Linked DNA regions of Mus musculus: region 1 is linked to region 2. Evidence: chromatin contacts called from ENCODE Hi-C data. All regions are on one chromosome and are shown on one strand. The core of a region is the stretch at or near the end of the contact, and the rest is flanking DNA. Distances in the headings are between cores, read along the strand shown.

Region 1 (2,700 bases), core at 79-2,578, 2.7 Mb before region 2:
ACAACAATCTTTTTTAAACCTGTAGATTCCCCGTGGCTGTAGCTCAGAGGTAGGACTTTTGCTCAGTGTGTGTGTGAAGCTGGGCATGGGTTCCATCCCTAAATACTTAAATACCAACCCCCAAATCCTGACTCCAGAGTCCCTGGTTATCTGAGGGTATGGGTTGAATATGAACTGTCGCCTCTCACAGACTCTTATGCTGAGGTCTTCCTCCACCTGGTGGTCTCACTTTGGAAGGCTCTGGAAACTAGGTTAGCTGCAGAGAGCGAATCACACAGGCATGTCCTTGAAGAGCATTTTGTCTCTCTGTATCCTGGCTGTCACAAGGCAAGAAAACACTCCTCTCTATCCTTTCTTGGACATGGATGGAGACCTCTGAAACCACGGGCCAGAATCAATCCCTCTCCCCTTCAGTTGCTTTTGGGATATTTTGTCACAGCAGTGTGAAACTAACAGTGAGCAGAAACATTTGTTATTCAAGACCAGTTGCCACAGAAGGGACTTTAGCCTCTCTCACAGGAGTCACCTTTGACTTGGAGCTAACATCTGTGAGTCAGTCCTCCTGTGCAGGGCTGCAAGTGGGTGGGACTGTGGAAACGCATCTTGAGTTTACAGATGAGGAGAGTAGGGTCCTGGTGACAAGCCTGCATTTTTCCAGGCTGCAGGTGTCCCTTGAACCTGTATATTCTTGCCACAGTATCTCCTGTTTCTGACCATCCAAGACCAGCGAACACTTCTGTGTTACCCGGACAATGTGGCTTGCTTTTCCCCCTGGTAGGTGTTATGTACTTTAATGGAACAATGAGAGAGAGAGAGAGAGAGAGAGAGAGAGAGAGAGAGAGAGAGAGAGAGAGAGAGAGAGAGAGAGAGAGAGATTATAGAAACCTATAGCAAAGTGTGTGTTGAGCTGACCACAAGCTGCACAGCAGAGACCTTGAACACCCACTACTGCCAGATCCAATATTTGCTGGCCACAGCGGAACCACGATCGGACCTTTGGCTGACCGTAGTGGGATCATGTCTCAGGACTCTAAGTCCTTCCACACCCTAATTTCTCAAGTGCCCTCTGCTCCCTTGCAACGACAGCGACAGCGACTGGAAGGTCCTTGCCTCAGCGCGCTCTTTCCTTTTGCTTCCAGCACTTTTGCAAACTTTTCTGTTCCTACATTAGGGTGCTGGCTAGCCTTTGGAGATGCGCAGGCCTTGGGGTTGCAAGGGCAAGGGGTGAGTCCAAGGTTGCAGATCCTCGGCTGGCGCTGGGCGGGTTTAGGGGAGGCGGCCGAGGGCGGGGACTGGAGTCTTCCAGGCCTGTGGGTCCTCGTGCGGCTTCCGAGCCCTGACACCACGGAGGCCACATGGAACGCACGGAGGAGTCCGCTCCCGGGCCGGGAGGCGCGGACGCTGCGTCCGAGCGCCGTGGGCTACGCTGCCTGCTGCTGCCCGGCTTCCTAGAGGAGCTGCGGGCACTCTTGGTCCTGGCGGGTCCTGCGGTGAGTCAGGTGGCCTCGGCTGCAGGCCGGTCCCCGAGGACTGGGGGCCCAGTTACCTAAATTTCAGGGTCTGACTTGGCGGGGTTGGGGACCCGAAGAGCCTGCAGCGGGCCACAGCTATGGGGATGTGCAGAGCCTAGTGACTCTTGGCGTGCGCCCTGAAGCCAGGGGTTCCTGAAAATAAAAGCACTCAGACCTGTCTCTCTCCAGGCAGAGGCATGAAACAGGAAGGTAAACTGTCACCTTAGAATTAGGCTTTCAAAACTATTTGGAATCTAGAGCCAATGTCTGACGCAGAAGCATCCTGTGTCAGCTCCTCTTCCACTAAGCGCTGCGCTCAAAATCTGAGGTTTTAATGAGGTTCCCTTTGGGTAGGAAGTGCTTTTATTAGTGGGGTCGATTTTACTCATTAGACTAGGTCTCTCTCAATCTCGGCTTTTAGAAGCAACGTGGGAAAAAAACAAAAACAAAAAAACCCCCCAAACCACAGAACCACATCACACACGTGCTGCCTTCTGTTCTCTGTCAGTTTGGGGGTTTTCAGTCCTCAAGGGTGAGAAAGCCACTTCTCTGACACACTCTGTGTGTCTGAGTGAATAAACATTTGGCCAAGAGGCAGACATTCAAGCACCTGGGAGCCCCTGAGCCCCGGCATGTGTGCCCTCTTGACACACACGATAGGGCATAGAGAAGCAAGATCAAAGCCCAGGGTGAAGCCATCAGCTACAGGTCCAGGAGAGGCATAGGAGCTCACAGCCCTCTGCGGTGCTCAGTCTCCAGACTTGAAGTTCAGTTCCTGTGTGGATCTTCCCAAGCATGTTAGGGAACAGCCCACGGACTCAGAACAGCTCCGTTCTCCTTTCTATGAAGTCTATGAGCCGTCAGCTTTGCCGTAACTTAGTCTCACTGAGTTGCTGCCAGAAAAGCTTCCTAAGAATCAGGTGTGGTGTGGTAGCCGTGGCCTGGAATCTCTGTGCTTGGGAGACTGGGGCAGAAAGGTGACTAGAGTGACTTACTGTTCCAAGCCATCCTGGGCTACAGCATGAGCTCCTGCTTCAGAAACCCAAAGAGGAAAAATAGCAGCAGCAGCAGCATTTGGAGCTCATGCCCTCTTCTAGTCACGTGATCCCCAGTTCTAGGCTAATAGAGGGGAACTGGCTACTTTTCCTACATGGGAACATGAATGTATACATGTATGTCATTGGTTTCT
Region 2 (2,700 bases), core at 79-2,578:
AAAATATCTGCACAAGTATAGCTATAATCATAAACTGCAGAAGGGGCTTCCAGAGAAAGTGGAAGGCAAGTGTGGAACAGGCAACTGTATAGAATGCCACAGTTGGAGAAGCCGTGGTACCTTGCACCAGGGCAGATGGTAAGAAAATCAGTGGAAAGCCAATCTAGGCTGATGGGCAGCCAGAGATGGCAGGTACAAAGACAAAGTCCTTCCGTATCCCCAGGAGCCAACATTCAGATTAAACCATCAACTCGGTGTGACACTGTGTGGGCAAAGATTCCGGTTCTTGTTCATTCAGCAAGACAAGCTGATAAGCTTCCACCAGAATATCAATCCTAAAATCATTCCAGAGAGTGTCCAAGACTAACTTTAGATCAGTCCACCCCAAAGTCCCATGTAAATTTCCATCACCCCATTTGTCTCCTCAGCGCCCCAATGACCTCCTTGTTCCTCAGACTATAGATGAATGGGTTCAGAACAGGGGTGACGATTGAGTAGAGCACAGCCACCACTTTGTCCCTTCCAGGAGAATGCAAGGAGTGTGGCTGGGTGTAGGTGCAGAGACCGGTGACATAGAACAGACTGGCCACAGTCAGGTGTGAGGAGCAGGTGGACACAGCTCTACTCTGTCCCTGCCCTGAACCCATCTGGAATACAACAACCAAGACCCGAGCATAGGAAGCTAGGATGGCCAGGAAGGGGAGCAACACAAGGACAAGGACACTCATGACAATCATATGCTCATATTGGGATGTGTCTTCACACACAAGTGGCAGGAGAGATGGAACCTCACAGAAAAAGTGGTTAACCATCCTAGACCCACAGAAAGGAAGTTGAAACACATACACTGTATGCGCTAAAGCATTGATGGAGCTGCTGCTCCAGGCACTGGCGACCATGGAGCAGCAGATCTTCCTGCTCATGAGCACAGGGTAGTGCAAGGGTTGGCAGATGGCTATATACCTGTCATAGGACATGAAGCCCAGCAGGAGAGCTTCACACCCAGCAAGACTCATAAACATAAAGACTTGGATCTCACATCCTAAAACGGAAATGGCCTTGGTGTCTGAGATGAAGTTAGCTCCCATCTTGGGCACAGTGGTAGATATGCACATCATGTCAATGATGGAGAGCTGGCTGAGGAAGAAGTACATGGGGGTGTGGAGTCTTCTATCCAGCCTGATGAGGAGGACCAGTGTGATGTTGCCTATGAGAGCCACTGCAAAGAGGATGGAGATGACTGTGAAGAGGAAGGTGTCCATGTGTCCATACTGGAAAAGACCAACCAAGGTGAAGTCTGTCCCGCAGCTGTGGTTTCCTGTCTCCATGGCTTAGACTGAACCATCAGAGCAGATGTACTCTGGAAAGGGTGTGGCCAGGTGAGGACTGTCCTTGAGCATACATTTCTGGACTAGCTGTAGGGAACACTTCTATCCTTCTTTTACACTTTCATCTATTGAAAAACAGTTCTTTTAGTTATTTTTATATATTATAATTTCTGCAAAATAATTAATAGTTACACATGCTAATGTCAGGCTTATGTTTCAGAGGGTGCATGTAGCATGCATGCATTAAGTCATGGGATCTCTTCTCTATCCCCTTCATTTCTCCTGGTCATTTCTCGAGTTTGAGGTCTGCAAGCTCTTCCTGATCAAGGTCTTCATGAATACAAATATTCCAAGCTCTTTGTAAGGGATTCATGTCACAATCAGCTCTTTTTTACCAGAGAAAGGACTTTCAATTTTTTTGTTTTGTTTTTTGTTTTTGTTTTTCAGGACAGGGTTTCTCTGTGTAGCCCTGGCTGTCCTGGAACTCACTTTGTAGACCAGGCTGGCCTCAAACTCAGAAATCAGCCTGCCTCTGCCTCCTGAGTGCTGGGATTAAAGGCATGCACAACCACGCCCGGCCAGAAAGAACTTTTAAAAGGTTTATTTTTTTTAATACAATTTTGTGTAGCTCATGTTGGTTTTGGAACACCATGTAGCCACAATCATAAAATAAAATCACAATTTTGTTATCCTCCTGCCTCTGTCTCCCATGTGTTAGGATTACAAGTGTGCACTGTCACACCCACATTATGAAATCGTGATCAAACAAAGGTTTGCTGCAGGGTACATGAACACTCCCCAGCTGAACGAAATCCCTAGTCCTGCATGCAGGACTTGAACTCAACATAGAATAAATTAACAACTTGAAGTTTGCCACACAACAAGTCAGCACACTCTACGTCAATAATGAGTAAATTACAATAAAAATGGATTTAAAAAACACATCGAGAAACAGTTGATCACACCACAATAAATTTCATGCTAAGCACATTGCAATGTCCTGCATCATAGCTCTAGGGTGGTGATCCAGATCTATTTGCCTGTGGGGGTCACAGCTAAGGCTAGCAGCATGAGTTCAGCCACACATAGCACTGTCTATTGGAATTGTCAGCCAGCCTCAAACCTTACGGAGAGAGATGAGGTGATTCAGCATTTTTCCTGACCATCACAGACTCAGCAAAGAGTTTGCTATCAACAAAATGAGCAGCAAATTGGAGATGCCTCCATTACAGCACTGCCTTTTCTCACAGCCTTGCCAGGCAGATAGGTCTGTGTCACTGGCCTGCATGTTTAGTATAAATTTGAAGATAGATGTCTCAGGCTTCTACTATTCAATGGTTTAACCATGGTCAGTAACTCATCAAGGCACCCA

What was found. A loop is a pair of places that touch in the nucleus more often than their neighbours do.
Region 1: a loop to region 2 is called in a map of heart, with 31 times the contacts of the local background. The contact joins the promoter of Slc47a1 here to the promoter of Olfr319 in region 2. A Hi-C loop is called at or near these places in 3 of 37 maps with a recorded cell type or tissue (ES-E14, heart and left cerebral cortex).

The regions. Positions count from the first base shown.
Region 1 is chr11:61,376,703-61,379,402 of GRCm38, reverse strand. Slc47a1 (solute carrier family 47, member 1) reads left to right here and starts at 1,328. Exons shown (of 17, transcript NM_026183.5): 1 at 1,328-1,490. The coding sequence starts at 1,356.
Region 2 is chr11:58,700,331-58,703,030 of GRCm38, reverse strand. It overlaps Olfr319 (olfactory receptor 319), which reads right to left and starts at 1,328. Exons shown (of 1, transcript NM_146500.2): 1 at 408-1,328. The coding sequence starts at 1,328. The coding sequence ends at 408.